Regions from separate parts of the Homo sapiens genome. Here regions 1, 2 and 4 are each linked to region 3. The links are chromatin loops, found by intact Hi-C in ENCODE. Cell type or tissue: dorsolateral prefrontal cortex. All regions are shown on one strand. Region 1 holds the start of TMEM41A (transmembrane protein 41A). Region 2 has its middle 7.3 kb from the start of LIPH. Region 3 holds the start of MAP3K13 (mitogen-activated protein kinase kinase kinase 13). Region 4 holds the start of LOC124906361 (small nucleolar RNA U13).

Evidence for each region. Peaks named below come from ENCODE experiments on the same cell type or tissue, not always from the same donor. Only the 100,000 strongest peaks of a DNase experiment are listed, where the experiment ranks them.
Region 1: it touches region 3 in a loop (4-fold over the local background); 15 of 110 quality-filtered maps call a loop at or near these places.
Region 2: it touches region 3 in a loop (2.7-fold over the local background); 41 of 110 quality-filtered maps call a loop at or near these places.
Region 4: it touches region 3 in a loop (2.1-fold over the local background); 2 of 110 quality-filtered maps call a loop at or near these places.

What each region holds. Positions count from the first base shown.
Region 1 is chr3:185,494,704-185,502,703 of GRCh38, reverse strand. It overlaps TMEM41A (transmembrane protein 41A), which reads left to right and starts at 3,669. Exons shown (of 5, transcript NM_080652.4): 1 at 3,669-3,861; 2 at 5,723-5,876; 3 at 7,389-7,550; 4 at 7,943-8,000. The coding sequence starts at 3,743. TMEM41A-DT (TMEM41A divergent transcript) reads right to left here and starts at 3,555. Exons shown (of 3, transcript XR_924792.3): 1 at 2,934-3,555. RefSeq lists a silencer at 3,548-3,687. In dorsolateral prefrontal cortex, a CTCF peak has its summit at 3,637; DNase peaks (open chromatin) are centred at 2,650, 3,643 and 4,093; H3K4me3 peaks cover 2,331 bases; H3K27ac peaks cover 1,331 bases.
Region 2 is chr3:185,555,904-185,563,903 of GRCh38, reverse strand. No RefSeq gene overlaps it. Among named protein-coding and RNA genes, the nearest start is that of LIPH, 7.3 kb to the right of the region's middle. RefSeq lists enhancers at 1-343, 344-957. In dorsolateral prefrontal cortex, a CTCF peak has its summit at 4,692 (motif pointing right); DNase peaks (open chromatin) are centred at 2,377, 4,653 and 4,899; H3K4me3 peaks cover 758 bases.
Region 3 is chr3:185,359,923-185,367,922 of GRCh38, reverse strand. It overlaps MAP3K13 (mitogen-activated protein kinase kinase kinase 13), which reads right to left and starts at 4,787. Exons shown (of 14, transcript NM_004721.5): 1 at 4,555-4,787. RefSeq lists enhancers at 4,096-4,155, 4,246-4,335 and a silencer at 4,806-4,955. In dorsolateral prefrontal cortex, a CTCF peak has its summit at 4,748; DNase peaks (open chromatin) are centred at 4,202 and 4,882; H3K4me3 peaks cover 3,412 bases; H3K27ac peaks cover 891 bases.
Region 4 is chr3:185,436,585-185,444,584 of GRCh38, reverse strand. MAP3K13 (mitogen-activated protein kinase kinase kinase 13) reads right to left here. Exons shown (of 14, transcript NM_004721.5): 3 at 6,955-7,138; 4 at 949-1,140. It overlaps LOC124906361 (small nucleolar RNA U13), which reads right to left and starts at 2,366; the gene lies at 2,266-2,366. In dorsolateral prefrontal cortex, no CTCF peak of the experiment used is centred here; a DNase peak (open chromatin) is centred at 4,656; H3K27ac peaks cover 1,175 bases.

The DNA of each region.
Region 1 (8,000 bases), 130 kb before region 3:
TTAATGAGGGTTGTTATATGGAATAAATAAATATATAATAGAATAAATAAATAAATAAATAAATAAATAAATAAATAAACAAATTGACAAGGCAAAACTTATTCCACTTCAGCAAAGCAAGTGTCAATATTCTACTTATGGATGAGTGGAGGAACACATGTTCAGATGAAATCACTTGTGCAAAGTGATTTCACTTTTACTTTTAAAAGTGTAAAAGGCTTAGTATGGGCCAGGTGCGGTGGCTCACGCCTGTAATCCCAGCACTTTGGGAGACTGAGGCGGGCAGATCATGAGGTCAGGAGATCAAGACCATCCTGACTAACACGATGAAATGCTGGCTCTACTAAAAATACAAAAAATTAGCTGGGCGTGGTGGCACACACCTGTAGTCCCAGCTACTTGGGAGGCTGAGGCAGGAGAATCGCTTGAACCCAAGAGGAGGAGGTTGCAGTGAGCCGAGATTGCACCACTGCACTCCAGCCAGGGCAACAGAGCGAGACTCCATCTCAAAAAAAAAAATGCTTAGTATGGGGTCTGGAGTGTACTAAGTACTCAATGAAAGTCAGCTGCTGTTACTTTCCCTCTCTTGTGGTTTCTAGGAGACCTTCTCCCCTCCCCTCATTTCAACTATCTCCTGTAGAATGACCTCCAAATCTGAATGTTCGGTCCGAGCTCCAGAGTGTCACCTGCATGTCGAATGGCAGTGAAGGGCAGAGGAAAAAGCATGGCCGCACATGATGGCAGACAAAGGCTTGTTCCTGTTCAGCACTAACAGCTGTAAACTTTGCACAAGTGATTTCATCTGAACATGTGTTCATCCACTCATCCATAAGTAGAATATTGACACTCGCTTTGCTGAAGTGGAATAAGTTTTGCCTTGTCTATTTCATCCATGGCACTTACCATGCTCTAGAATGACATCTTTCCATGCTCTTCCCCAGCTGAAATGAAAGTGAGGTCCTTGCCAGCAGGAGCCTTGCCTCCTTTCTCCTCACTCTATTCCTTGCCCCAGCAGTCTCCTAGCACAGGCTCAGTAACATCAGTTCCTCATTCACTTTCTCTCCTCCTATATCCCTTTGACTTCTCAAGGTCAGTATGTATCAAACCAAACAACTAATCATTGTCTTCACTAGACCTGACCCATGAATTTAACAAACAAGTATTAAGTGCCAGGGTTAAGGGTTGAGACAGAAAGAAGATAGTTGAGACATTGTCTCATTGATGGAAATGTTCACTGTCTACTAGGGAGATGGATAATGACACTGGAATATGTATTTGTGACAGGATTAGAGACATTTCTCAGGGGGCCCCAAGCATAGAGAAGGAATGATTCTGACTATAGGGGTTGGAAAAGCCCTCTCAGAGAAGGTGATAATTATCCTGGGTCCTGATGAAAGAGTAGAAATTTGCCAGGCAGAGAAGATTGACAGATGGCTAGAAGAGTGGTGTGATGGGGCATGAACTAACATGGTGTGTTCAGCTGGAATGGAGGGCTGACACCATTTTCCCCCATTTTCTTAAGTGGAAATTTGACACATACACAAGAATAGAAAAAAAAATAGTTTAACACCCAAATAGTATAAAACACCCAGGTGATCACCCAGCTTCAACAACTATCAGCTCATGGACAATCTTGTTCTACCTACATGCTTACTCACTAAACCCCCATACCATTATTTTGACACAAATCTCAGACATTGAATAATTTCATTTGTAAATAATTTTTGGTTCTACATGCTATAACAATTCTGTGAAAAAAATTTTAAATAAATAAATACTTTGGTATCTTAAAAAGTTAAAGTATATCCTCTTTTTGTCCTTAAAAAGGAGTGATACATAGCATACTCTAACACTGCAACTTGTTTGTTTTATTTGTATCTTAGCCATCTATCTGGTGACCACACTGTATCAGGATATGTAGAATTGCTTTCCTCTTTTAGGAGGCTACCTAGTATTCCATTTGTGAATAGTTAACCTAGCCAGTCACCAGCTGATGGGCATTTAGGTTGTTCCCAATCTCCTAACATAAAAACAAAGCTGAGAGAATACCCTTAAATATACATCTTTGCTACCTATGGGGATTCTTGGATGTGGAATTAAATTCCAGTACATTCTTGGATGTAGGTTACATTCTTGGACGTAGAATTGCTGAGATCTTGTGCACATGGATTCTGAAAGGTGCTCCCTATTTGGCCCAACAGGTGCTTTAAATGATAGGACAAGGATGCTTTCTCTCTGTTGTCCAGGCTTTTGACACTTTGGAGTTCTCTTTCTGTCCCTTCCTTCGTTTACTCAGTGACATATCATACCAATCCAACTACCCCCAGCCTCCTCCCTCCATGTCCACTGCTGTGGTCCTGGGTCAGGCCTGAGTGCTTTCTTTCTTTCTTTTTTGAGACAAAATTTCGCTCTTGTCGCCAAGGCTGGAGTGCAGTGGTGCAATGTCGGGAAAGTAACTGCAACCTCTGCCTTCCAGGTTCAAGCGATTCTCGTGCCTCAGCCTCCCGAGTAGCTGGGATTACAGGCACATGCCATCATGCTCGGCTAATTATTGTATTTTTAGTACAGACGGGGTTTCACCATGTTGGACAGGCTGGTCTCGAACTCCTGACATCAAGTGATCCGCCCGCCTGGGCCTCCCAAAATCCTCGGATTACAGGCGTGAGCCACCATGCCCAGCCAGGCCGGCGTACTTTCTTATCAGGACAGTTGTGGCTATCAAGTCAGCACGTATTCTAATCATCTGCCAAAGCGAACATCCTAAAACAGGAACGAAATCATTCTCTTACTTAAACACCTCTGTTGGTGTCTCATCTACATTATTAAAAATCTAACTCCTTAGCCTGCCTTCAGTGCACTCTTGTTTGTCCCCAGATTCTCACTTATTTCTCATATACCTTAGGCTTCACTGAAACTGGATTCTGGTGCCTTACCTGGGACCGTGTTCACCCATTCCCTTCTTTTTCTGCTTGAAGAAAAGTGTTGCTCATCCTTGAAGGTAAACTTAAACTCCATGTCCTCCATAAAGCCACACAGTGTTAAGGGCCACTGGTTTTGGACTCAGGTTGACTTGGATTCTTATACTGTCTCTCTTTTGGGGGGATGTCATTTAATTCTTCTGAAACTCAGAGTTTTCATCTGTTAGAGAAAGACAAAAATACCTACCTTGGAGGATGATTGTGAGGCTCAGGGATGCGGGAATATAGTAGGAGCTGAATTAAAAGCAATTCTGATTATTTCCGTGGTCACTATTGCCGCCCCACCGCACTTGATTGCAGCCCCTGGTGCTACACCAGCTACATTTGCTTTATGTGACAGCAGGTTGTGGACAAGACTGCCTTGATCTCTAGACTGCAAGCTCGCTGTGGGCCGGGCTCACGATTCACCCCCGGATCTCCCAGCCCTGGCACCAAGCCGGCACTGGGGGCGCGCCATGCCTGCAGAATAAGTGGGGAAAGCGACAGGGATAAACGTAGAAAAACAAGCACAGACAGACGGAGAGAGGGCAGACTGGGAGGCAGGTTTTTCCCGGAGTCTCCACCGAAGGACAGAGAGGGCGGAGTCAGAATCGGGGGCGGGGGCCTGGCTCAGGAGGTGGGGCCTGGTTCGGAGGCGGGTCTCGGCGCGGACCCCTCCCTGGTCCGTCAGTGAACGTGCTCCGCGGGCTCAGTCCGCCCGCCGCTGCGTCCCGGAGTGCAAGTGAGCTTCTCGGCTGCCCCGCGGGCCGGGGTGCGGAGCCGACATGCGCCCGCTTCTCGGCCTCCTTCTGGTCTTCGCCGGCTGCACCTTCGCCTTGTACTTGCTGTCGACGCGACTGCCCCGCGGGCGGAGACTGGGCTCCACCGAGGAGGCTGGAGGCAGGTGCGTGGCGGGAATCCGGGTTCGGGTCAGAGGAAGGGAGCCGGGTCCGAGGACCGGGGCTGGGAATCGGAGATTCGGAGATTCGGGTTCCGGTATCGGAGGCGTTGGGAATTGAGGTTCACTTATCGGACTGGAATCCGGGTCTGGTATCCGGGCCCGCGTCCGCACGGTCTCGGACAGAAGGGTGGATGGGAGCCCGGCTCCGGGCCTGACTGGGACCTGTGTGGTGCTGGCTGCAGGGTGTGCAGGGCGTCACGCCGCGGTGCCTTTGGTTGGGTGGATTTGCCGAGGGAGACGCGGCGCTGAGCCTGCCCGCGCCGTTGCTTTCCCAGTCCCAGCCCTGGGCCCCATTTCCAGCCCACCTTCGCCCCCGTGCGGGCCCCCAGCCTCTTCAAGTCCACTTTCAACTGTCTCTCCTCCTCCCCACCCCACTTACGTCAGGTCTGCCCTTGAGACTTTAGACATTAGATCTTCAGGAGAAATATTGCATAGACAACTTTAAATTATTCACGAATTAATTATCGACTCTGCCCGTCTTCCTGGTTGTCTCTACTTTTACCTTTTTTTTTTTTTTTTCTGAGACGGAGTCTTGCTCTGTCACCCAGGCTGGAGTGCAGTGGCGCGATCTCGGCTCACTTTAACCTCCTCCTCCCGGGTTCAAGCGATTCACCTGCCTCAGTTTCCCAAGTAATTGGGACTACAGGCGCGCGCCACCACGGCCGGCTAATTTTTGTATTTTTAGTAGGGACGCGGGGGGGGGGTCTCATTATGTTGGCCAGGCTGGTCTCGAACTCCTGACCTCAGGTAATCCGCCTGCCTCAGCCTCCCAAAGTGTTGGGATTACAGGCGTGAGCCATCGCGCCTGGCCTCCTTTTCCCCTTCTAATGAACGACTGGTCGAGGCAGGAGGCAGAGCAATACTTACCTGGCCGGTTTTTGTGAGTGCTGCATACTCTTTATAAAGTGCATGGAAGTGTGCCTAGTACAGCATTGCGTGGTTAAGGGAATTACTGATATTTGACTATTAAGGCAGCTGTTTTCAGTTACTGTATTCTTTTGCTGTAGCTAAGAAGGCTCTGCTGTGGGTGTCGGACATACCGAGAGAAACTCTCGTGAGAAGTAGGAGGGTTTGCTCATGATTAATCAGTGATGGATTCAAGGACTGTTCAGATGGCAGAGGCAAGATAGCCTTGCTACTATAACCCTTGGGCAGGATTCAAAGTGCATTGAGGACCAGATTAAGAGCAGAGTTAAATAGTAGGCTCTTTGAAAGGGTTCGATTCAAGCCTGACATATTATCAAAAAAGTTACATTTATCCTATGGGATAGATATACTTTCCTGAAGAATCTCTAATTGGCTTTATAGTGAATGCTAAAAAGTCGTTTTACTTGGCACCTCAGGAACAGTTTGAAGTCTGAATTGTTCTTGGTTTGTGGGGGAGGCAGTGTCCTTGAAAGGAAGGCAATTTGAGACATTTAGAACTTGCCTGGAAATGAATCCATTTGCCTCTTAAGAACAGATTCTAAAATCCCAGAGCTAAAGGGGAACTTAATGACTGTTTAGCACCAACCTCTCACTTTTTAGATAAGGAAAGAGACTCAGGGACTAGTCCAAGGACGTAAAACAGAAAGTAGCAGGGTTGGGATGCTAACCCAGGTCTCTTGCTTCCAAACTAGGGCTCTCCTGTCTGTCTCCGCAACGTCGTATCAGGTCATCTGTCATTGGGAGTGTATGTGTTCCCAGCAGATCAGATGATGGGCATATTTATAAACCTACTCTGAAAAGAAGACACAGCGAGTGACTTTCATGGGCACTGGACTGATCTGAACTCATGTTTCCATCTGCTTTTCCAAATCCCCAGGTCGCTGTGGTTCCCCTCCGACCTGGCAGAGCTGCGGGAGCTCTCTGAGGTCCTTCGAGAGTACCGGAAGGAGCACCAGGCCTACGTGTTCCTGCTCTTCTGCGGCGCCTACCTCTACAAACAGGGCTTTGCCATCCCCGGCTCCAGCTTCCTGGTCAGTGTCCTGCCCTCCCTCCAACCCTGTTTCCTTATCTGTAAAATTTGGATACTCCCCTGTAACCTCATGGGATTGTTGTGTGGGGATGATTAAAAGTGACAGTGGGTGTATCGGGGCTGGCACACAGTGGCCCTCAGCACTTACGGAGGGATTGAGCACCGAAGTGGGAGACACTGACAGCTTCCTTTTGTACTGCTTCCCTCTCCCACCCCAGCCTGTTTCTCTCCTCTAGGCTGAGGCTGGACCTGCTCAAACAGTTTCCTTGTCGGAAACTAGAAGAAAAGCAAACATGTCCAAGAGAGGCAGGGGAGGTGTGTGGGGCTCGGGGTCAGGGGCTGACTCCTTGAGGCTGCCCTGTGTCTGTCTTCTGTCTTGAACTGATCCCTCTTCAGGGCAGAGAGCCAGCTGCTGCTTGGTGGGGGCTCCACATCCAGACCTGAGGGTGAACCCTGACTCTGCCTGCTGTGCTCTTGGGGAGGATACTTAATCTCTCACCTGTAGAATGGGGCAAGGATGGCATGACTCAGGGATGTAGTGAGGATTACACAGGACATGTAGTCAAGCACTTAACACAGTGCTTAGCGGCTCCCCAGCTTCCCACTTCCAAGGCTTCCTTTTACTTTCTCTCTTGGATCCCATGTTTTGTCAGGATGATGTCTACCAACCAAAATGCATTTAGGAAGTATTGGTTCACTTTTCCCTTTTTCTTAAACCAAGACATCTTCAAATGTCTGCTAGAGCTCTGGTCAACATGGAACCCCGGTATTAACATACTGCATAGATGTAATTCCAGCAAAAAGCAAAGAAACAAGACATCTTACATAGCTTGTGTGGTCTTACCAAGGGAAAATTCATGGTTTGTGTTCATCTTTTGAAATAGTAAAAATAACTCGTGAGTTTCATTTCTACTTTCTTGGAGCCCCAGTCATTGCAGAATCTACCACAGCCACAGATCCCATTTCATTCTCTCCTGCCCCCTGAGGCTTTTATCCTTATCCTCATTTTCAAGGTGAAGAGACTGACGGCAGGTGTAGTTCCCAGCCTTTTCATAATTTTTCATTCACCTCTTTAAATGGCAATTGGGACCTGGGGCAGTGGCTCACGCCTGTAATCCTAGCACTTTGGGAGGCTGAGGTGGGAGGATCACTTGAGTCCGGGAGTTTGAAACCAGCCTGGGCAACACAGTGAGACCCCATCTCCACAAAAAATTTTAAAAAGTGGGTGAATGTGGTGGTGTGTGCCTACAGTCCTAGCTGCTTGGGAGGCTGAGGCAGGAGGATCGCTTGAGTCCAGGAGTTCGAGGATGCAGTGAGCTATGATCATGTCACTGTACTCCAGCCTGGGTGACAGAGCGAGATCCTGTTTCTTAAAAATAAATAAATAACGCAATTGGGTTTTAGCTGGAAAAAAGCAGTGAAGGAGGAGGGAACCTATGACTCTCAGGCTCCAAGATGACGTGCCTGGTAGCTGCCAGATGTTCACATGCCTGAGGGTTTGTTTTATTTGCAGAATGTTTTAGCTGGTGCCTTGTTTGGGCCATGGCTGGGGCTTCTGCTGTGCTGTGTGTTGACCTCGGTGGGTGCCACATGCTGCTACCTGCTCTCCAGTATTTTTGGCAAACAGTTGGTGGTGTCCTACTTTCCTGATAAAGTGGCCCTGCTGCAGAGAAAGGTAAGGGGAGGGGTCACATCTGAGAGCTGGGACCCCAGACAGTCGCTACGTGCATGGCCTTGAGAGAAGCGAGTGGCAGGGATTTCCCACAGTACTCTTCCACGCTGTTTCAGGAGGTCCTAGGGGTTCTTTTGATGTCTTCAGGAGACATAGACCTGGGATCAAATCCCAGCTCCATCATTACCAGCTCTGTGACTTTGGGCAAGTTCTTGACTTCTCTGATCCTCAGCATGTCTATTTTAAAATGAGGAAAACAGTCTTTCCCTGGAGGGTTGTTGGAAGAATTGGGAACAGATTATGTAAAGTGTCTAGAACAGTGCCTGGCACCAGCAGGTTTTCAACACCTGGAGACCCTTTCTGCTTCTTAACAGCTTTCTTCTCTTTGGCTACAGGTGGAGGAGAACAGAAACAGCTTGTTTTTTTTCTTATTGTTTTTGAGACTTTTCCCCA
Region 2 (8,000 bases), 200 kb before region 3:
CAGATTTTTGTATTACACCCCAAATTTATAATGAGTCTGAGCATCACTGGGACATGGTTAGACACCATCTACAGGGAAGAGAAGATAATCTCACTTTAGACATTTCCAAATTAAAAGAACAAATTTTCGAAGCATCAAAAGCCCATTTAAATTTGGTGCCAGGAACTGAGGCAATTGCAGGAGTTGCTGATGGCCTCGAAAATCTTAACCCTGTCACTTGGGTTAAGACCATTGGAAGTACTACGATTATAAATCTCATATTAATCCCTGTGTGCCTGTTTTGTCTGTTGTTAGTCTGCAGGTGTACCCAACAGCTCCAAAGAGACAGCGACCATCGAGAACGGGCCATGATGATGATGGTGGTTTTGTCGAAAAGAAAAGGGGGAAATGTGGGGAAAAGCAAGAGAGATCAGATTGTTACTGTGTCTGTGTAGAAAGAAGTAGACATAGGAGACTCCATTTTGTTATGTACTAAGAAAAATTCTTCTGCCTTGAGATTCTGTTAATCTATAACCTTACCCCCAACCCTGTGCTCTCTGAAACATGTGCTCTGTCAACTCAGAGTTAAATGGATTAAGGGCGGTGCAAGATGTGCTTTGTTAAACAGATGCTTGAAGGCAGCATGCTCCTTAAGAGTCATCACCACTCCCTAATCTCAAGTACCCAGGGACACAAAAACTGCGGAAGGCCGCAGGGACCTCTGCCTAGGAAAGCCAGGTATTGTCCAAGGTTTCTCCCCATGTGATAGTCTGAAATATGGCCTCGTGGGAAGGGAAAGACCTGACCGTCCCCCAGCCCGACACCCGTAAAGGGTCTGTGCTGAGGAGGATTAGTATAAGAGGAAGGCATGCCTCTTGCAGTTGAGACAAGAGGAAGGCATCTGTCTCCTGCCCGTCCCTGGGCAATGGAATGTCTCGGTATAAAACCCGATTGTATGCTCCATCTACTGAGATAGGGAAAAACCGCCTTAGGGCTGGAGGTGGGACCTGCGGGCAGCAATACTGCTTTGTAAAGCATTGAAATGTTTATGTGTATGCATATCTAAAAGCACAGCACTTAATCCTTTACCTTGTCTATGATGCAAAGACCTTTGTTCACGTGTTTGTCTGCTGACCCTCTCCCCACAATTGTCTTGTGACCCTGACACATCCCCCTCTTCGAGAAACACCCACAGATGATCAATAAATACTAAGGGAACTCAGAGGCTGGCGGGATCCTCCATATGCTGAACGCTGGTTCCCCGGGTCCCCTTCTTTCTTTCTCTATACTTTGTCTCTGTGTCTTTTTCTTTTCCAAATCTCTCGTCCCACCTTACGAGAAACACCCACAGGTGTGTAGGGGCAACCCACCCCTACAGGTACATAACATAAAATACAGAAATGGCAAAAGATAAAGCCTACCTGTTAAACTAAGGCATGGAAGGGATGGATATTTTAAGTGATTTTTACTATATTTTGGCCCTTGAAAGTCATTAGAATGTGACTGCAAGTCGCCAGGATAATAAACCTGCATTGAGTTAGCTTAAGTGTGTAGAAAACAGAAAAAAAAAAAAAAAACTTTAAAAAATGTCCTTTGGTGTTGGCCATTTTCCTGCATCAGCCTTTAGCTGGAATGTCTTAGAAGTGAGCTCGGGAAAGTAGGGTTGTGGCTGGTTTCTTTTTATTCGTTCTGGGCTCCTTAGGCAGCTTCTATTTTTAATAGCCTGCCACTTGTTGCTGTCCTTACCCTAAGAGGAAGGAAGGAAGACTACAAGTGGCAGTAAGAGGCTAGAGAATGACAGGGTGGTAAAGTGTGTGTGTAAGCGCGGAGGCTGGAGGCAAGAGAGTAACAGGCTGGGAGAAAACCACTCCCCTTATCTTCTAGGCCACCTACGCCTGGAGCCAACCCTGTTAGGTAAGGTACTGAAAATGTTCTTTTTATTATTTTTACCACCCCCAAGCAGAGGGGCTTAGGGGAGGAGCACACATGCAGCACAGGGTCTGCTTTGAAGTTTCTTAGCCACAGTGTTTTTAAACATTTTATAAAAAAGCAAAACAAACATTCCTTACTGCTGTGTCTGTCTTCTGAAGATGACAGCAGCTGGCAGAGCTCCTCCACCTTAGCCTAGTTAGCATTTAATATATGGCTACAGGAGAGCGCCCCTTATTAGCGGGCTCCTCCCCCAGGGCTCTGTACTCTAGGCTGCTTCACACTCCTTTGCCCACCTTAGGCTAGTAAGGTTGGGGTGCACATGGACTGTTTTTTACCGCTTTCCCTAGGGGGCCAGGGAAGACAACAAATTGCTTGTCAACTGAGACATGCGAGGGGTGGCAGGGAAGGGCAGAAGTAGGAAAAGCAGCAGCAGGCCACTTCCTGGGCACAGTTACTAAGGCACGTGACCGTGGTGAGGCGGATCCTCAGGACCTGGCTGGAGCTGCCTGCTCTGTGCCTTTTGGCCTCCCCTCCGTCACCATAAACCCAGAAAGGGGTAACCTGCCCAGACTGCCAGTGACCAAATGGGCACTCCCTGGCATCTTAGCAACTCTCCTGCCCCAGGCCTCTGTAGGCAGCAAGAAAGCTACAGCTAGCTGGAATAAAACCCAGGAGGCAGCATGCAAACTCCCCTCGTACTCCAGAAAAACAGAAAAAAGACAAGGCCAGAAAGGCTGATGCTGGAAATAGGAAATGGGAACTTGCATATTAGGAGGACAATCATAATCAGCCACTTTCCTTCCCTCCTGGAGGCACCCCTCCAGCAGGGAAGTTGGTTGAGAGACGTGGTCACCCGATCATACCGATGTTCGCTGACCAGGGGGTCTTATCTAAGAACTGTCCCTTGGGCGGCCTCTAGTCTCCTTAAGGGGGATGGGAGGTGCTGTTGGCCGAACGAACGGGGCCAACAAACGCAGGTCCCTTGAAGGGTGGAGGAAAGGAGGGCAATGGGTTTTCTATAGGGGGAGGAAAAGGCTCCGGTCGCCTTATCCTTACTAGAAAAAATGTCCTCCTTAGGCCTCTCTACAGAAGGGAATGAAGTAGAGAGAGGAGCACTGCCCCGCCCCCGCTGTTCTGGTTCCTGTCTTTCCTCACTAGAAAAAATCTCTTCCTTATTCCCCATAGAAGGGAATGAAGTGGAGAGAGGAATCCCTCCCTTTAAATCTTCTGAATTATTTTCAGGTGGAGATAATGGGCCGTCTAACCGCGATCTGGCAGATAAAGAGGATACAACGCAGAGTGTACCAGCGCCCAGGTGGTCAAAATAGTAAAATTAGTAAAATGACCTTGCTCATATCCTCTTTTCAGGCAGCGACCTACCTGCTCCCATAGCTCTAAATCTAAGGTTCCTTGATCAGGAAACCAAGGACATTCCTGCCGAATTAAAAGCATGAGCTTGTGTAGAGCTCCAGGCTCTACAGTGCACTGGACAGCCTTAAATAGCTGTTGCACTGTTTTAAAAATACTTTCTGGGCCGGGCGCAGTGGTTCACACCTGTAATCCCAGCACTTTGGGAGGCGGAGGCGGGCGGATCACGAGGTCGGGAGGTCGAGATCACTCTGGCTAACGCGGTGAAACCCCGTCTCTACTAGGCTGGCAGGCGCCTGTAGTCCCAGCTACTCGGGAGGCTGAGGCAGGAGAATGGTGTGAACCCGGGAGGCGGAGCTTGCAGTGAGCGGAGATCGCGCCACTGCACTCCAGCCTGGGCGGCAGAGCGAGACTCCATATCAAAACAAACAAACAAACAAAAAAAACTTTCTGTTCTTTGGTCATTTCCTGACCCATGATAACTCAACACCTGATATTTTACGTGTGGGTCGTGTCCTCCTGATAGGAGTCAGGAATCTCTCCCTTTAAATCTTCTGAATTCTTTTCAGGTGGAGATTCACCGAAAATTGATGAGCTCTCCTCCTTCACACGTAACTTTAAGGCGATCATGTCGGGGACACCACTTGCAGAGCTTATAGTTTACAATGAATGCCACGAAATGGGTTCTCAGACAATTCCAGCTGAGCGGGGCGGGGGGCAGCTCTTATTTATTTTTTAACTATACTTTAAGTTTTGGGTTACATGTGCAGAACGTGCAGTTTTGTTACACAGGTATACACGTGCCCTGGTTTGCTGCACCCATCAACCCGTCACCTACATTAGGTATTTCTCCTAATGTTATCCCTCCCCTAGCCCCCCACTCCACCACAGGCCCCGATGTGTGAACAGACGCTTCTCAAAAGAAGACATTTATGCAGCCAACAGACACGAGAAAAGATCATCACTGGTCATTAGAGAAATGCAAATCAAAACCACGATGAGATACCATCTCACGCCAGTTAGAATGGGGGGTGGCTCTTCTTTTTTTTTTTTTTTTTTTGAGACGGAGTCGCTCTGTTGCCCAGGCTGGAGTGCAGTGGCATGATCTCGGCTCACTGCAACCTCTGCCTCCTGGGTTCAAGCAATTCTCTGCCTCAGCCTCCCGAGTAGCTGGGATTACAGGCACCTGCCACCACGCCCGGCTAATTTTTTTGTATTTTTAGTAGAGACGGGGTTTCATCATCTTGACCAGGCTGGTCTTGAATCGTGATCCACCCCTCTCCGTCTCCCAAAGTGCTAGGATTACAGGCGTGAGCCACCGCGCCCGGCATTGCGGGGTAGCTCTTCTAAGAGAGTCCGCCCCGGCATCCGTCCGCCAAGTATTTATTGAAAGGGCTTGTTAAACCACAAACATCCACTAGATGGCGTTTTTGAGGTCGGGTCGTGAGGCACCTGTGGCCTTGTAAAAGCACTCAAACTGCATTCTCAGGAGGCTGTTTTCAGCGTTCCTTATCACACCACACACTCCACTCCCTGTCCTGTTTTCAGGGTCGAGTTTCATTCTCATGCACAAATAACATACACACAGCGCCTCAGTATTTTTCCATGCCCCGACCTCAAATGCCTTGTACATAAGCTTGACTATGTTGCCTTGCGCCCCCCACAGTTGGCATCACAGGCATGAGCCACCATGCTGGCCTATATTAGCATTATTATTACCATTTTCATTGTTAATGTGTCTATCTTCTTGAGGGAAGGAGCATGTTCTATTTCTTCCTTATTTCTTGTACTGAGAGCTCCAGAAATGTTCCATAAATGAGGGAATGATGAAATGAAACAAATAAATGGAATTGGGGAAAGTTACCCTTATCTCTTTGCAGGATATGAATTGAAGAAACCCACTTATCTTTCCAAACTTGGACTGCAAGTGAGAAATGGCAGGGTCACTGATGTGGAAGGGAAGACCAAAGGGTGTTATAGTGAGTCATATACCAGCTTGGAGCCCTAGACCTGGGCGGGTGGGGACGTAGGTCACCTTTCTTGGCTGTTGAAACAAATGAGAGTTATAAAATCTCCACCCCTTAGTTCCATTACACTTCATACCTGTTTTTCCTGTCCATGCGTTTGGAAGCTTGCCTGTACCTTTTAAATATGTTCTCTGTAGCAAGTGACTTCTAGGTTTAATAAAGAAGAAGAAAAACCCATAGGTTTCTAGATTGGAAACTAGGAAAACTGTGGTATTCTTGAGTTGTAATCAGGAGGTCATAGAATTGAGAAAATAGTAATTAACTGATTGGAAATGAAGAAATGCTTTTTCTTAGAATACTTTTGAATAAATTATTTCAAATGATTATGAGTTGACTCATCTTTTAAAATTGTGGAAAAGTTCTTTTTTTTTTTTTTTGAGACTGAGTCTTGCTCTGTTGTGCAGACTGGAATGCAGTGGCGCAATCTCGGTTCACTGCAACCTCCACCTCCCGGGTTCAAGCGATTCTCCTGCCTCAGCCTCCCGAGTAGCTGGGATTACAGGCGCCTGCCACGATGCCCAGCTAATTTGTGTGTGTGTGTGTGTGTGTGTGTGTGTGTGTGTGTATATTTGAGACGGAGTTTCACTCTTGTTTCCCAGGCTGGAGTGCAATGGCACAACCTCAGCTCACCACAACCTCTGCCTCCCAACCTCTACCTCCTGGGTTCAAGCAATTCTCCTGTCTCAGCCTCCCAAGTAGCTGGGATTATAGGCATAAGCCACCACACCTGGTGAATTTTTTTGTATTTTTAGTAGAGACGGGATTTCATCATATTGGTGAGGCTGGTCTCGAACTCCTGACCTCAGGTGATCCACCCACCTCAGCCTCCCAAAGTGCTGGGATTACAGACATAAGCCACCACGCCCAGCCTGGAAAACTTTATTTTGAAATAATTTTTGGGTCGGGCCTGGTGGCATACACCTGTAATCCCAGGACTTTGGGAGGCCGAGGAGAGTGGATCACCTGAGTCCAGGAGTTTGAGACCAGCCTGGCCAACATGGCAAAACGCTGTCTCTACTAAAAAATACAAAAATTAGCTCTGCGTGGTGGCACATGCCTGTAATCCCAGCTACTCAGGAGGCTGAGGGGCAGGAGGATAGCTAGAAACTGGGAGGCGGAGGTTGTGGTGAACCGAGGTTGCACCACTACACTCTAGCCTGGGCTACAGAGCAAGACTGTCACAAAAAAAAAAAAAAGAAAACTAAAAGAAAATAAAAATAATTATTGGTTCTCAGAAAGTTACAAAAATAGGTGCAGTGGCTTGTGCCTATGGTCCCAGCTACTCAGGAGGCTGAGGTGGAGGATCAGTTGAGCCCAAGAGTTGGAGGTTGTGGTGGGTGACAGGGTGAGACCTTGTCTCAAAAAAATAAAAAATCAATATAAAAATAAGCAAAACAAAAAAATTGACCCTGGTTGACAATCCACAGATCTCATTTAGAGTTTCACATGTAAATGTGTGTAGTTCTGTGCTATTTTATCACCTGTCCACCACCACATAGCCACTACCACAATTAAGATACACAATTATTTCATCACTAAAAGATGATTTTTTTTTTTTTAAGATGGAGTCTTGCTCTTGTCACCCAGGCTGGAGTGCAATGGCACAATATCGGCTCACTGCAACCTCTACCTCCTGGGTTCAAGCAATTCTTCTGCCTCAGCCTTCCGAGTAGTTGGGATTACAGGCACCTGCCACCACACCCAGCTAACTTTTGTATTTTTAGTAGAGTCGGGGTTTCACCATGTTGGCCAGGCTCGTCTCCAACTCCTGACAAAGGTGATCCACCTGCCTCGGCCTTCCAAAGTGCTGGGATTACAGGCATGAGCCTGGCCAACTAAAAGATTCTTCTACAGTCAAACCCATTCTCCTCTCCTCCCTGCCTCTCCTCTCCCCATTCTCGGGAATGTTTTATGTTTTCTTATATTTGATATTTCTCACTATTGCAAAAAAATAAGGGACAGATTCTCCCATCGATTTTTGTGCTGTTCTGAAAGCCTAAAATAGAAAGGAGCACGTTAAGAAGTTAGAGACCTTCTGTGCCCACCAGCAGGAAAATCGTTAATAGTAACACAAAGAGGCCAGGCACGGTGGCTCATGCCTGTAATCCCAGCACTTTGAGAGGCTAAGGCGGGAGGACTGCTTGAGTCCAGGGGTTTGAGACCAGCCTGGGCAACACTGTGAGACACCATCTCTACAAAAACATTAAAAAATTAGCAGGGCATGGTGACATGTGCCTGTGACCCCAGCTCCTCAGGAGGCTGAGGTGGGAGAATCCCTTAAGCCCAGGAGGTCAAGACCAGTGAGCTGTGATGGAGTCACTGCACTCAAGTCTGGATGACAGAGTGAGACCCTGTTTCAAAAACAACAACAACAACAAAAAGTAACACAAAGAATCCTCCCAACAGAAATGATTCCCTTTCCTATAATTGGATAGTTTCCAGGAAAATGTACATTAGCTCTGTGTAGATAAGCACTTGGCATGGTACTTAAAACTCACAGGACCTAACAAATATTTATCAGGCAAGTACACTGATTGAACAGGGAGCAAGGAATTCCCTAACAGGTTCCTAAAAGAGATGTGAAACAAGTCTCCATTTGTTCCAGAGGGCAGTTGTTTTCAAATTAGTAAAGCTTACAGCAATAAAAGCAAATTTTTCTCTAAACTAAACAAAAGCTGAGCGAAAAATAGACAG
Region 3 (8,000 bases):
AGCTCCCAACAGGTTTATAGCCATGTAGGCTGGGCACAGTGGCTCACGTCTGTAATTACAACATTGTGGAAGGCCAAGGCAGGAGGATCACTTGAGCACAGGAGTTTGAGACCAGCCTGGGTGACATAGGGAGACCTCATCTCTATAAAAAATTTAAGAAATAGCCAGCTATAGTGGCATGTGTCTGTGGGCCCAGGTATTCGGAGCCTGAGGTGGGAAGATGGCTTGAGCCCAGGAGGCTGAGGCTGCAGGGAGCTGTGATCAAGCCACCATATTCCAGTCTGGGTAACAGAGGGAGACCTTGTTTAAAAAAAAAAAAAATTTACAGACACGTAGAAAGTGCTTAATAAATGTTAGCTCCTCCTCTTTAACATATTTCATTAACTTCCAATGATACCCTCACTCTTTGAGTGAATAACAAGAAAACTCAAGCTTTCTGGTATGAATCTTCTTAATTTTCCTTTCTTCCCTCCTTTTCATATCAGAATGCTATGTTTTCGCTCATTTTCTTTCCTGATTCTGAAAGTCTCTCTCTCTCTTCTGTTCTAAGACCCTGCATGTCAATAGTTTTCAAGCCCGGCTGCACATTAGACTCAGCTGGGAAGCTTTTTAAAAATACATCATCACTGGGTCCCATCACAAACCAATTAAATATAAATCTCTGGAGGTGGAAGCATGGCATCAGTATTTTTTTTAAGTTCCCTGGTAGGGTGCCAAGACAATTTAATGGGGGAAAGAATAGTCTTTTAAACAAATATTACTCAAACAACTGAATATCCAGATTCAAAAGAATAAAGTTGAACCCTGTCTTTATAGCACACACAAAAAATAACTCAAAATGAGTCACAGATCTAAATGTGGAGCTAAAACTATAAAACTCTTAGAAGAAAACATAGAAGTAAATCTTTATGACCTTGAGTCAGGCAAAGCCAACTTAGATATGACACCAAAAGCATAGGCAACAAAAGAAAATAAAACTGAACTTCATCAAAATTAAAAATTTTTATACCATAAACAATATTATCAAGAAAGTGGAGGCAACCTATGGAATGAGAGAAAATATTTGCAAAGTATACATCTGATAAAGAGCTTGTGTCCAGAATATATAAAGGACACTTGCAAGTCAGGATTAAAAGATAATTTAATTTTTAATGTGGACAATGTGTCTAAATAGATATTTTTCCAAAGAAGATATACAGATGGCCAATAAGCACATAAAAAGATCCTTGACATCATTCACTTTTAGGGAAATATAAACCAAAACCACAATGAGATTCCATTTCAAACTTGTTAAGATGGTTCTAATAGAAAAGATAGATAATAACAAGTGTTGAAGAGGATGTGCTGAAACTGGACCCTCATACATTGCTGATGGGAATGTAAAATGGTGCAACCACTTTGGAAAACAATTTGGCATCTCCTGAAAATGTTAAACATATAGTAATCATAATGACCCAGCAATTCAAGTCCCAGGTATATACCCAAGAGAAATTAAAACAAATTCACACAAAAATGTGTACACAAATGTTCATAGAAGCATTATTCCTAATAGTCAAAAAGCGGAAGCCCAAATATCTATCAACTGATGAATGGATAAGTAAAATATGGTGCACTGGAATATTTCTTGGGAATAAAAAGATAAGAAGTACTGATATAGGCTACAACATGGACAAACTTTGAAAACATTATGCTAAGTGAAATAAGCTAGTTACAAAAGAGCATGTACTGTATGATTTCATTTACATGAAATATCCAGACTGAGCAAATCTATATATAGAGAAAGCAGATTGGCGGTTGTCTAGGGCTGGGGGGTGAAGAGAAATGAGGAGTGACTGCTAATGGGTATGTGGTTTCTTTTTGTGATGATGAAAATGTTCTAAAATGGATTGTGATGATTGTACAACTCTGTGAACATACTAAAAACCATTAAATAGGAAAAAAGAAAAGAGAAAAGAAAGGAAGGAAGGAAGGGAGGGAGGGAGGGAGGGAGGGAAGGGAAAGGGGAGGGGAAGAGAGGGGAGGGGAGGGGAGGGGAGGGGAGGGGAGGGGAGGGGAGGGGAGGGGAGGGGATGGGGAGAAAGAGGTAGGGAGGGAAGGGAAAAAGGTTCCACAGGTAATTCTAATACTGAAGTTTATTTCCGGCATTTTCCTTTCTAGATTCCTTCAGAGTAAAGACTGCATTTTCTAAATTTTTTTCTCCCCCATATTCTTACAGAATAGTAACACAGAGCAAGGGTGTGATTTTTTTATTTTTATTTTTTTGCAACAAACTGTTCTTGGGGAATGTTCTTTATTTTAATCAAAATTGCAAGATCAGGCTGCCACCTGGCAGAATTGGTCATCTTGGCTATCTTGAACTATTTGAGCTCTCCAAGCACTTAATTCAGCTGAAGCACACAGAAAGAGGATAGGCACACAACGCAAACCAAACTGACCGGTTTTGCCATCTGAAGTATGGTTGTTCTGTCATCTACCAGTGGATGTGGCCTCTGGCCCTTAGGAACCATTCTTTTGACAGTTCCCCAGGACATGGCTCTGGTTTGACTGACTTTGTTTACTAAATAAATTAATTCCTACTTCTGGAGTAGCTTCAGTTTTTAAACAGAAAGCCATCTATTGACAGTCACTGATACACAGGATTTTATTGTTTGATATTAAACAATTAAGAGTTATTGTTTTTTTCCCTACAAGTACACTATACATGAAGATAAATATAATGTAGAATACAGTCACTAGGAGTGGGGAGAGAGGGGGATTCTATATCTGCTCTGTGCCTTAAAGTAACAGTTTTACTTTAGTAAATCCAAAGTACATACTGTATTTCTTTCACAGAAATAAGGCTCTCTTTTGGCAAAATGTGCATCAAAGACAGAGTCTGATGAACATTTTTTAAGATGAGTTTGATTATTAAACAACATTTTTTAAATATCCTAAGAATTTGACCTTTCGTGCTAGTAGACTTCAATAATTTAAAATTACTTGGAAATTGCTACTTTCAACAAACTCTCTGAAGATATACAAAAAAGGAAAATGCTGAAATAAGTCAAGATGTTTACAAATATTATGTCTAAAATGTTATCTCATTTGTTAAACCCAGAAAATAAAAAATAATAAAATATGAAACCATAATTGTCCGAGTATAGGACAAAGATCTGATTTAGAATCAGGCAGAGGTTTTCCCTCTATTACTCCAGCAAGTTCAAATGTACTCAGAAATACAAAATGATTGACGGTAATATCAAGATGAGAAACAAAAGACAATGTTACATCCTCAGGTATGATAAGTTTGAAATTAGATGAGTTTACAGTTGGAAGATTCATTAAGAACAACAATTCAAAAGATATTATAGCCATAATTTAGAAGTCTTGCTTCACGAGAAAAGATAATATAAAAATCTAAAAATTAAGTATTGATTTTACAAGGTAAACATGGCAGCCTGGATTATAAGAAATATCAGGCATTTTGCTTTCTCAGGAGAAAGAACAACTGGGTACATGCTGCAGACTGGCATATAAATCGCTCAAAGTGAAGCAGTTGGGAAATGCTGTCAGATTATTCGGGTTGAGGAGCTGCCCCAGGGGCAGAACATGTCACAATGTCACATCCCTCTTCTTTACTCTCACAACTTTCACCAGAATAAACAGACCCTTGGAAAACAAATTCAATCACAAATAGTAACTTTTTGTTAAAACTACAGTAGCAAACTACCAAACCAACTTTATACATGGAACATATCAGAACTTTTCCATGTTTCCCCAACACAGTGGAATAAACTATTTTCAGCTAATAAGTTCATCTTAGGAAAACACTCATGTGCATTTCTATGCAATATAATTGTGGAACATTGTAACCACTTCTTAGTTTTCATTAGAGGATATTGAAAAACCCAAGTTTAAGGATAATTCCCCCTTTCCCTCGAATGCAGCTTTTTAAGTTTTTGACACTATAAAGTGTAGAGAGTGACATAAAGAAGAGCTATGAATATATATAAATACACCACTATGGCTCCCGTCATAAGAGCTTTTGAAAAATGGTTGAACAAGTATTCATCTTCACCAAATTGCAATCGCAAGATACTGACTGTTACACAATATGAAACAAAGGCAAGGTGAAGGGTGAGGAACGGCAGAAAGGACGGTCGCAAGGAAGACAAGTGCCCCACAGGATAGAACCTGCTCTGTCTTGCGGGCCCCGCTTTTCTCAGCACCTTTCTGGTGTTCTGGGCTTTTCTGCTAATACCATCCACATCATCTCTCAGAGAAATGAATCTCCCTTTAAGGAAAGCCAAGCAGGCATCCGAGGTAACGTGCAGAACCGTAAATGAAAAATGTCCACGTCTAGCAGGCAGACAAGCAAAGGAAAACCAGCTGTCAGTTTCAGAGGCTCCTAGCTGTAACGGGGTTTCGGGTTTCTCTCCGCCTCTGTCTCTCTGTCTCTCTCACGGTGTCGCCCTCAATAATATCAGCTTTCTAATCACCTCAAATCACACATTCTCTGTCTGTCCTTGTGAAATAAATACTGAAGAAACAGGAAAAACAGAGTGCAATACTCACAACAACGAAGAATTCCTACACATGCTGTTCCATTTTCTTGCTTTGAAAAGATGTAAGGTGAATTTTAAAAGCCTTGCAGAATTGGAAAAATAAAGGGGAGGGGGATTCCACCCACACAATCCTCCAGCCCACCGCAAAGGAGCCCAAAGGCTTGCTGACGTCACAGATTCATGAATGGATGTAAATTGGGCTGGTTTAGGATTCCGCACAGACTTCGCTGTGGTGTGTGTCATGAAAAAAAAAAGAGGGGCGGGTCCAGAGTAGGCCCAGCCAATAGGCTTCAGGCAGACATGGCCTTCCTTCTTTTAGAAGGAATCTGGTCACAGAATAAACAGAGCCCGCCAATCAGGCATCTGCCACTGCCTTAAGACAGACTGGCAGCTTGAGTGTGTGTGTGTGTGTGTGTGTGTGCGTGTGTGTGTGTGTGTGTGTGTGTGTTTCAAGCTGTGATAGTCATAAAAACATTATTATTGTTATTGAATGAAGGAATCAAAATAGAATTTCTGTGGAATCAAGGATAACAAAAATGCATATAGAAGAAATCCCATCTTTTATTCATTAGAACTCTTTTCTTCAACCCTTTTCTTACTGTTCAGCAATATGCCTGATGCGATCAAAACAAATCAAAGTCAGGAAAACCATTTCTAAAACTAGCAGACTAGTGGACATGTATGCCCTGCTCACCACGACTTGTAAAAGCAAAATTGTCGGGACTTGTAAAAGCAAAATTGTCGGGAAGAACGCATGGGAACAATAATCTAGTAACTAAGAAAACAGACATATGGAAAATAATATTACACGAATGTAGCTGTTTTGCACAGCAGTAACATCTTGCTGACCTTCATGATGTATCAAAAGTGGATATGGAAGAAAAATTTACTGCTACTTTTAAGTAGGGTACAGTGTTTCCTCATTGGTTTATTCAACTTCTGGCAGTCGATTAAGACACAGCTCCAAAAGGGCACTTAATGAAACTTTGAACAAATTTTGGTTTCAGTAAGATGTTTTATTATTAACAGCAAAAACAGCTGTATTAAATTCACTCAAGAGGCATCTCTTTCTTCTTTATTTTTACACTTTTCAGTTATACAAAATTGGAGATGAATATATTTATTGTCCCTACTCCCCATCACTACACTTCACAATGACTAATACTTGACAAATACTGATCATGATTTTTCTGAACTTGGGAAATGGCCTCAATCCTTGAAACTAGAACGATCGTGGTTAATATAAAGCCTCAGTTATGAGGTGTCCAGTGACCAAGAACATTCTGAACAGAGATCTGCTCTATTTCTCAATCAGATTATTTATACAACTGTGAGAGAAGGAAAGTGGTGGCCTGTTTCTAAGTGGTTCTGGAGGGTCTAAACCTGACCACTAGTAAGTATTGCACACTTCTTAGCTCATTTGGAAAAGGAAAACTTTTCAGGATAATTTTACACACAGCAAAGATATTCAGTGTACTGTCTATATTGAAGCAATAGAATATCGTTGGCAAACAACATAGTTAACAAACTTCTCTAAAGGAGCTTATTGTGGAATATCACTACAAAAAAGATAGACCAAAGAAGTTTACACATGTAACATGGGAGTGCTCAAGGCAAATACGGCATTGGTACACGCCCAGTAGGCCTCAGTGTACCACATTATTTAAGAACGAACATGCAAGGCACGGTGGCTCATGCCTGTAATCCCAACACTTTGGGAGGCCAAGGTGGGCGGATCACGAGGTCAGGGATCGAGACCATCCTGGCTAACATGGTGAAACCCCGTCTCTACTAAAAATACAAAAACAAAATTAGCCGGGCGTGATGGTGGGCGCCTGTAGCCCCAGCTACTCGGGAGGCTGAGGCAGGAGAATGGCGTGAACCCGGGAGGCGGAGCTTGCAGTGAGCCGAGATCTTGCCACTGCACTCCAGCCTGGGTGACAGAGCAAGACTCCGTCTCAAAGAAAAAAGAAAAAAAAAAAACAAAAAACGAACAAATGGAAAGCTGAAGAATATACATCTCTATTTAACAACAACCAAAGCCAATCAGGATACATTAAAAGAATCAGATTTATGGAAAACATTTTTTTCTTCCAAAACAATACAGACTAACTAATGGAAAGAGGCAAACTTTTTGTGGACTATGTCAATAAAATAGCCAAGAAACATCAATTTGTGTGTGTGTGTATATATATATATAATATATACACACACATATAAAATCTGTATATATGTATATGTATATATGTGTGTATACACACACACACACACACACACACATATATATATATACACATACACATATACATATAAAATCTGAGGTCAGGAGTTTGAGACAAGCCTGGCCAACATGGTGAAACCCCATCTCTACTAAAAATACAAAAATTAGCTGGGCATGGTGGCACACATCTGTAATCCCAGCTACTCGGGAAGCTGAGGCATGAGAATCGCTTGAATCTGGGAGGCAGAGGTTGCAGTGAGCTGAGATCACACCACTGCACTCCAGCCTGGTGACAGAGTGAGACTCCCTCTCTCAAAAAAAAAAAAAAAAAAAAAAAAAGCTAAAGCTGTTGTAGAAGTTTTTCTGTAAGTTTTGACAGCAACAAAATTACTAATAAGTCCACTATGGATGGGAGTAGTCTCTGAAGCAATTCAACAAAACAGGGTCTATAAATGCTTCTAATAACAGTCACCTAAGATTCTTGGCTCAATATATAACCTGGAAAATAAAAACTTGGGGGCTTTATGGACTTGCCACTTCAGTAAGATGATAAACTTGGCCTCAGTTAGCATGCTTCCTGTACCACAGGAACATCAGCTAGGCCAACAAAGACTCCTCCATGTCAACTATCATGGGAAATCATTGGAAAGATAAGCTGTCTCACCAAATTATGGAAGATATAGAAGTCAGTCTTGGAGGAAGTCATTATCATTTTAGAAGCAGAAGGTAGGAAGGGATATAGAGGCATGAAAAATGTACACTCTAGAGAAGTACAGCCCAAGAGAACTTGCTGTGATTATGGAGCATTCCATAGATTTGAAAGATGGCTAGTGTTCTTGAGGAAGTGAATTTTTAATGTAAAGTGATTTAAATTTATTTAACTCCAAAATAGTCACATTTAGCTGGTGGCTATGGTATGCAACAATGCAACTCTAGAGATATCAAGCCAAGTCCCATCATTATAAGTAATTTTTAATTGCAGCACATGGGCATACTAAGTGTGGAGGACTGCAAAGCCATTATCAAGGTGAGTAAGCTCTTTTAAGAACCAAATGAATCTCCTCAAACTTCAGTAATAACTGGAAAATGACTCTAGTCTCATTATGCAAGAAGATATTTAAAACTCATTATTAGATAAAAATCTATATATAGAAATTAAGGTACAATAATTCTGCTATAAAATATAAGCTATTCTTGTTTTGGAGTTTTTTTTTTTTGAGGAAAAAAATGTGTTT
Region 4 (8,000 bases), 77 kb before region 3:
TACTAGAAATAGCCCTGCTTCTCTTACATAGCCAGTGTTTATTTTTCCTATGGCCATTGTGAACCTTGTAATTGTTTATTTCCTCCTTTGCTTAGACACTAGAAGCTCAAAGCCAAATCTGTAATCCACGTCTACAGAATCTTACGGCATATAATTTGTGAACAATTTTTAGTTCTAATGTTTTTACTTTTCCTTTGCCTCTGCTTCTTTTTATTTTTATTATTTATTTATTTTTATTATTTTTTTTTTGAGACAGAGTCTTGCTCTGTCACCCAGGCTGGAGTACAGTGGTGTGATTTCAGCTCACTGCAACCTCCTCCTCCTAGGTTCAAGCAATTCTTCTGCCTCAGCCTCCCAAGTAGCCGGGACTACAGGCACCTGCTACCATGCCTGGCTGATTTTTTGTATTTTTAGTAGAGACAGGGTTTCACCACGTTGGTCAGGCTGGTCTCAAACTCCTGATCTCAAGTGATCCACCCACCTTGGCCTCCCAAAGTTCTAGGATTACAGGCGTGAGCCACTCCACCCAGCTAGCCTGTTTCTTATTTATCCATTTTATCCTGTTGTATACATTTCTGAAACTCAGTTTAAAAAGTTTTTTGAACACATGGAAAACAACAAATCAAGCCTTCTAGCGGGAAGGTCTGGCATTAGCTATCTGAGATGACAGAAGGTGAATACTTCAGATAATAATGAATTTTGTTTCACAGTTGTATGATTTAAAAGCACCAAAAAGGAAAAGTGGTTTCAGATACCTGGACGTATCTGCCCTACAGGTAACCAGGTAGGTCAACAATAACCCAAGAGATGCGCAAACAGAATTACCCACTGTGCTGATTGAAACTGAACTAAAGGTATGATGTCTGAAAACGTCAACTGAGGTTGATAAAAATTCTGTATTTCAAAACAACAAACCAAAATAGCTGAAACATTAGCCCCAGAACTCACTTAGGTGATTTGAGATCACGATGAATAATTTTATGGAGGTGCAAATAATTCATTCCACTTGCAATTCCTGTGGACCAGTCTACTAGCAATCGAGGTGTGATCTTCCTGCCAGCTCGTAAGACCTCGTAGAGTTGTCCATGGGCACAGTATTCCATGATAATACAATAACATGGGGCCTGAGTACAAACACCCCTTCCAAGAAAACATAAACATGTACATCAATACACACATACAAGTATACATATGTATATTTAAAGAATATTTAATAAAAACCAATTCTATACCCGAATTATTTTAAAAATGTGTATAGATAATAGTTCCTGATTCTCAAATTAGCATGGAAACTTCTCTAGTCTACAGGTTTCTCTATGATGCACATAGACAATTTTTGTTTGTTTTGTTCACTCTGGCTATCTATATGCTGTGCTGTGTCTGGTGCCTTTTCTGTGGGACCCTTCCATTCCGGGACAAAGAGCACACTTTTCTGAAGTTTGTGCAGGCTGGATACTGTGTTGTTTTAGATCATTAAGAATAATTTGGGAGGCCAAGGCGGGTGGATCACAGGGTCAGGAGTTCAAGACCAGCCTGGCCAAGATGGTGAAACCCTGTCTCTACTAAACATACAAAAAAATTAGCTGGGCATGGTGGCGCGCGCCTGTAGTCCCAGCTACTCAGGAGACTGAGGCAGAGAACTGCTTGAACCCGGGAGGTGGAGGTTGCAGTGAGCCGAGATTGCACCACTGCACTCTAGCCTGGGAAACAGAGTTAGACTCCCTCTCAAAAATAAAAAATAATAATAATTTGGCCAGGCCGCGGTGGCTCACGCTTGTAATCCCAACACTTTGGGAGTCTGAGGCAGGTGGATCACCAAGGTCAGGAGTTCGAGACCAGCTTGGCCAGCATGGTGAAACCGCGTCTCTACTAAAAATACAAAAATTAGCTGGGCATAGTAGTGCATGCCTGTAATGCCAGCTACTCGGGAGGCTGAGGCAAGAGAATCACTTGAGCCTGGGAGAAGGAGGTTGCAGTGAGCCAAGATCGTGCCACTGCACTCCATCCTGGGTGACAGAGTGAGACTCTGTCTCAGAAAAAAAAAAAAGAAAAAAAAGGAATAATTTAAAATTTCTTCCTTTTAAAGTTTTAGAGGGTTTTATGAGTGTACAGGAAGATAATTCAGAGAAAATACTTCTACTTTTAATATTATTTGCTGAATTTTAAATTACTCAAATTAAAAATAACTAACTAGACTGAGGACCCAAAGACGACTCAATTTTCCATCTTACATAATCTTTGAAAAACATTTCTTTTTTTTTTTCATGTCAGACAGGTAATGTGGTGACGTCGTAACAAGGTTGGAGGGAGGCACATCTCACCCGTGAGTGGGAACACCCAGTCATGCTTATGAATCACAAAAGAATATGAAAATATACACTTTTTTTTTTTTTTTAAGAAAGAGTCTCGCTCTGTCATCCAGGTTGGAGTGCAGTGGTGCAACCTCTGCCTCCCAGGCTCAAGTGATTCTCCTGTCTCAGCATCCCAAATAGCTGGGATTACAGGTGTGCACCACCACGCCAGGCTAATTTTTTTTTTTTTTTTTTGAGACAGAGTCGCTCTGTCACCCAGGTTCGAGTGCAGTGGCACAATCTTGGCTCACCACAACCTCCACCTCCCGGGTTCAAGCAATTCTCCTGTCTCAGCCTCCCGGGTAGCTGGGACTACAGGTGCCCACCACCACACCCAGCTAATTTTTGTATTTTAGTAGAGACAGGGTTTCACCATATTGGTCAGGCTGGTCTTGAACTCCTGACCTCAGGTGATCTGCCTGCCTCAGCCTCCCAAAGTGCTGGGATTACAGGCTTGAGCCACCGCTCCTGGCCACCAATTTTTTTTATTTTTAGTAGAGACGGGGTTTCATCATGTTGCCCAGGCTGCTCTCGAACTCCTGTACTCAAGTGATCCACCCGTCTTGGCCTCCCAAAGTGCTGGGATTACAGGCGTGAGCTACTGCATCCAGCCTATACAACATATTATATATCTATTAGCCTTTATTTGCATCAATTCCTACATCATCCATGAAAACCTTTTCCAATTATTCCAATCCAAAAAGATCTTTCTCTTCCCTAAATTCCTATGATATACAACAGCCACTAGTTCTTTATATGCAGTTTTTCTCTCTGCATATAGATTGTAAGCTCCTTGAAGGGAAAGGTCTTCAAGTTCTTTTCTCTCTACCTCAACGCCTAGAGGTTCACAGCAAGTCTCTAGCAAATGTTCGTTAACTTCACCTCAACCTTCTTGACTAAAAAAGCCTTCAAATAACATGTGCAGAGGCCTGGAGGAGGAGGAAGGAGACTAACATGAAAGAACCTCTTCTATTTTTCAAGGACATTTCCATGTTTATTTGTCTTATTTAATCTGCCCCAAATTACCATAAGATAAATATTACCTTTTCCATTTTTACAAGGAAGGCTCAGAGTGAGAAAGTGACTTGTCCTAATCACAACTAGATCATACAACTAATAAGTGACAGAGCTGGGATTCAAACTCAGTCTGCCTAATTTGAAAGTCCATGCCCACTCCACTCTGTACAATACTGCCTCCCTTTTAGCTTTTTAACTTCTGTTTAGACAAGCACATTGGGAATTCTTGTGTTAACACCATTATCTCATAAAAGGGAATGATCATAGTAACTCTACTTCTGTTTTGTTCTCAAGATGAGAAGAAAAATTACTATATGTAATTCTCTATGTCTTATCGCTTATGGGTATACATGCCTTCCTTTGAAACTTTCTAGAGAAGTTAGCAGAGTATCTGTAAGACATCCAGTTAAAGCCTTCAGCCAGCTACCAACCCATGCCTATCTCTTCAGCTGCTGTAAGTGATGAAAGAATTTTGAGGTCATGGCTTACGGCACTGATCATATGAAGGTGATGATGATCTTATAACAATAGCAGGTTATGAAGAAGTATAATTAGTCTTCATTTTCCCCTGCCCTGATGTGCCTGTCAAATGCCACAAAGCTATTTCTATTACTCTCCTATCATTTTCTAGGCTACAGAGAATTCTTATCTTGATTTTTAATAATTTTTTTTCAAGTTCCGGTTATATGTCTCTTAGGAAAGCTTGGTGAACCCAAGTGTCTGGCAGCTACAAACAAATGATTAATTATCATTACAGAGAACTAATAAATACGGCAGGTATAATGTAATATGCTTAAGTATATCAACATAAACATTTTTGAAGGTACTCAGCCTCCTATTCGACTATGTTTTAACTTGTTCCACATAGAAACGGTCTAACAGTGATCTTACGCACCTTTTATTTCTCTTGACTGACGAACGAGGAGCAATCATTCCATCATCCCTGTACTATGACAAGGTTTCTTAGTAGCTATAAATAACAGCTCTATAATCACTTCTAATTGCTACCTTTTCTTCCCCTTGGCACTGAATTCCATTAGGAACAGTCAGGTTGAGTTTTCTTAAAAGATTAACAAAAAAATTGGATGCAAAAAGAGTATAGCATTCTTATCTTGTACTTCCCCTTCTGTATGTGGTTTTTATTAACTTCAAAAGAAGCTGTAAGCACAGAAATCAGTATCCAGAGAGATGTACTAAAATCTAATCATTCTCTCATATATCTTCCAGACGGTCCTGAATGGGATTCATTGGCCAAGCAACACATGGCACAGATGGCTGCAAACATAACACTGCACAATGCCCAAGAGCATGGTGTAATGGGCCAGGAACACAGTCTCACTATTGTTTTCCATGTAGAGGTAAATACTATTCAAGTGTCTTCAGCCTAAAGAGTTGGGCACTAGCAGGGCAGTGCTGAAAACTGCATATGCAGGTAGGAGAGTCAGAAGGGAGAGGTGGGAAAAAGGAAGAAAGAGAAAGAAGCAAAAGAAAGGAAGTAAAAATAAAGCTTCTCACAACACCATCCTATTAGGACACATTTCTACTTTCAGTGACCCCGGGTACCCTACTGGAAAGCCCTCTTACCTGCAACACACAGCCTAATTCACTTCAAGAGGCCAAAAGGCCATACTCATCTACGGGACATTCTGTGTCTCAAACCCAGCGTCCTAGTGATCTAAGTTTAAAAGCTTTTGACCCTTCCTTCCATTTAGGAGGGTGTAGCATACTGGAAGTGAAGATGGTCTCAGTGTAGTAAAATGAAGGAAAGAAAGAAGAGGGTCTCTGTTTGTCTGTCTGCTTGAAATAATCTCCCCATTGTCTTTTGAAATTTATCCTCTTTGGAAAGATGATAATTGGTCTCTGCAGCATTTCATTTTAGTCACACATCCTCCTGGCCCTACTAGGTCAACCAAGGATAGAATTAACTGCAGCAATTGAAGCTTTCTCCCATGCCCTCTGCATGAATGTCCCTTCCCCAAGGAAATGAATCCAAGTACTTCTTTCTGTCTCTTAGTGTCCTGGTTGAATGCTTCTCTTTTTTTCACAGGTCTTTCCCTTTCCATAAGGGGTCTTGTTTGGGAATCAAAACTCAACTTCAGTACTCATTTAAACCCATTCTACAAAACCTGTACCCAAGATTTACCTTCCTTACTTTGTGGATGTGATCCCAATTAAGACTTATCACATGACATTTTTAGCTTTATAATCAGAGTTTTATCAAGGAAGGATCCATTCTGATCCTAGTTCCTCCTAGTTTAGGAGGGGGATTTGTAAGTTATTCCACTTTTAGCTGTAGCCTCATTGGTCATACTGTTTTCCAGGAATGCAAAATACATATCAAATATATCACAAAGCTCCAGTTTCTAAACTTTCATCCTACCTAAAGATACTTGTCCTGTTCTTCACCTTCTTTCCTCTAAAGCCACTTACCACTTATTTGTTTAAGCCTAGGGCAACATTAAAAGGCTAGTGAGGGAGAGAACTCAAGGGAAAGATTCAGGCAGAAGAGATAATATCTATTTAGAGCTCAGCACTTCCACCCTTTAAACTTTGACTCTCCTCCTTCTGTTAGGGATCCCAGGCAATATTATGAAAAGAATCATCTAGGCTAGAAAAATATGTTCACAGACTCTTGAAAACAATCACTTTGTGAAATGAATATAACATATGACTTACTATCAATAACTCAACAATCATTAGGTTAAGAAAGCTGAATGTTTGACATTGCTTGGAAGGAGATCTAGGAAAACCAGAGGCTATACTCTAAAGGTACCTGCCATTACACGTTAATGTTTAAGAAGGGATGCTAACAGAACCTAATACAAAATATGTATCTACTACACAAGGATTGATTGTTCTTTGATCACTTCAGATGTTACCTTTGTCTCTTTCTTTCTTTCTTTCTTCTTTCTTTCCTTTTTTTTTCAGGGTCTCACTCTGTCACCTAGGCTGGAGGGCAGTAGCATGAACATGGCTCAACACAGCCTCAACCTTCTGGGTTCAAGCAATCCCCCTGCCTCAGCCTCTTAAGTAGGTAGGACTACAGGCCTGTGCTACCACATTCAGCTAATTAAAAAAAATTTTTTTTTACAGACAGGGTTCCACTATATTGCCCAGGCTGGTCTCAAACTCCTGGGCTCAAGTGATCTGCCTGCCTTGGCCTCCCAAAGTGCTGGGATTACAGACATGAGCCACTGCGCCCGGCCAACTTTGTTTTGTTAAGTGAATCTTAGGCTGTTCAGGTGATATTGAAGTAACCTCTGTTATCCCATTGATAAATGAGGTTGATGCAGCAGATCTGACTGCTTGGCAGGAACCCACATTTTCCCTTCCTGCCCCATGTGCATGCCCCTTCCATGTACTTCCATGTACTTTGCACATACTTCGGCAAAATGAACCACTGGATTATAAGATGCCTGAGGACACAACTCCAATTTAATAGTTCCTTGATACCCTCCCAAAGCACCTAGCACAGTGCTAAGTCTAGAGAATGCTTTTGAAATATCTCTCAAAGCAGAAACTTGTGTGTATATATTGGGGGAAAGAAAATAGGTCTACTTCTTAAAAAAAAAAAGCCTTGACCTACTTGAATGCGATGATGTTAGGGTGCTTCAACTTCCTCAAATGCTTGATATCCGTCTCATTCTGTTCTCTCACTTTCTTGATGGCCACCTCTTCCGCCCGGAACTTGCCCAAGAAGACCGCTCCTTGGGCTCCACTACCCAGCCACTGCAGCTCTGAGATCTCCTCAAATGGCACTTCCCAAGTATCTAGGCACACAAGCAAGAAATAAGCTTGAAGAGATCTCAGAAGGGACCACTCTACAAGGCCATTCTGAAGGTACCAACTTCATCGTCACCCAGGATGACCCTTACCCTCTGTCTCCCGGCAAAAGATAGAACCTTCCTATGTACCTTGGAACTATAGATCAAATATTCATAAACATTAGTTTGTATCAATTTTTAAATCACTGAAATAAAGCAGAGCAGAAGCCTCCAATATACCTTCCTCCAAATAAAACATATCCTACCACTCCTGCAGTCCTACCTCCTCACCTTAAGCTTGCATGTCAGTCAATTTACCCGTCTGTCTCTATGCAACTATCCCTACCCCATCACCCACTATCGGTGTTATTTTATTCCTCTTTTAATTTCTGGTGCAGATGCTCAGTGAATCTTTGCTAATTTTTTTTTTTTTTTTTTTTTTTTTTTTTTTTGAGACAGAGTCTTGCTCTGTCACCCAGGCTGGAGTGCAATGGCACGATCTCAGCTCACTGCAACCTCTGCCTCTGGGGTTCAAGCAATTCTCCTGCCTCAGCCTCCCAAGTAGCTGGGATTACAGGCACCAGCCACCATGTCTGGCTAATTGTATTTTTCAGTAGAGGCAGGGTTTCACCATGTTGGTCAGACTGGTCTCGAACTCCTGACCTCAGGTGATCCACCCGCCTTGGCCTCCCAAAGTGTTGGGATTACAGGTGTGAGCCACTGCGCCGGGCTGCTAATGAATTTTTTAATGATACTCTCCTAAGAACTTCATTATGCATACTACTTACATTAATATTTACCTTTTATTGAGGACTTACTATATACCATACACTAGCATAGTACTTTACATATATCATATGTTCAATCC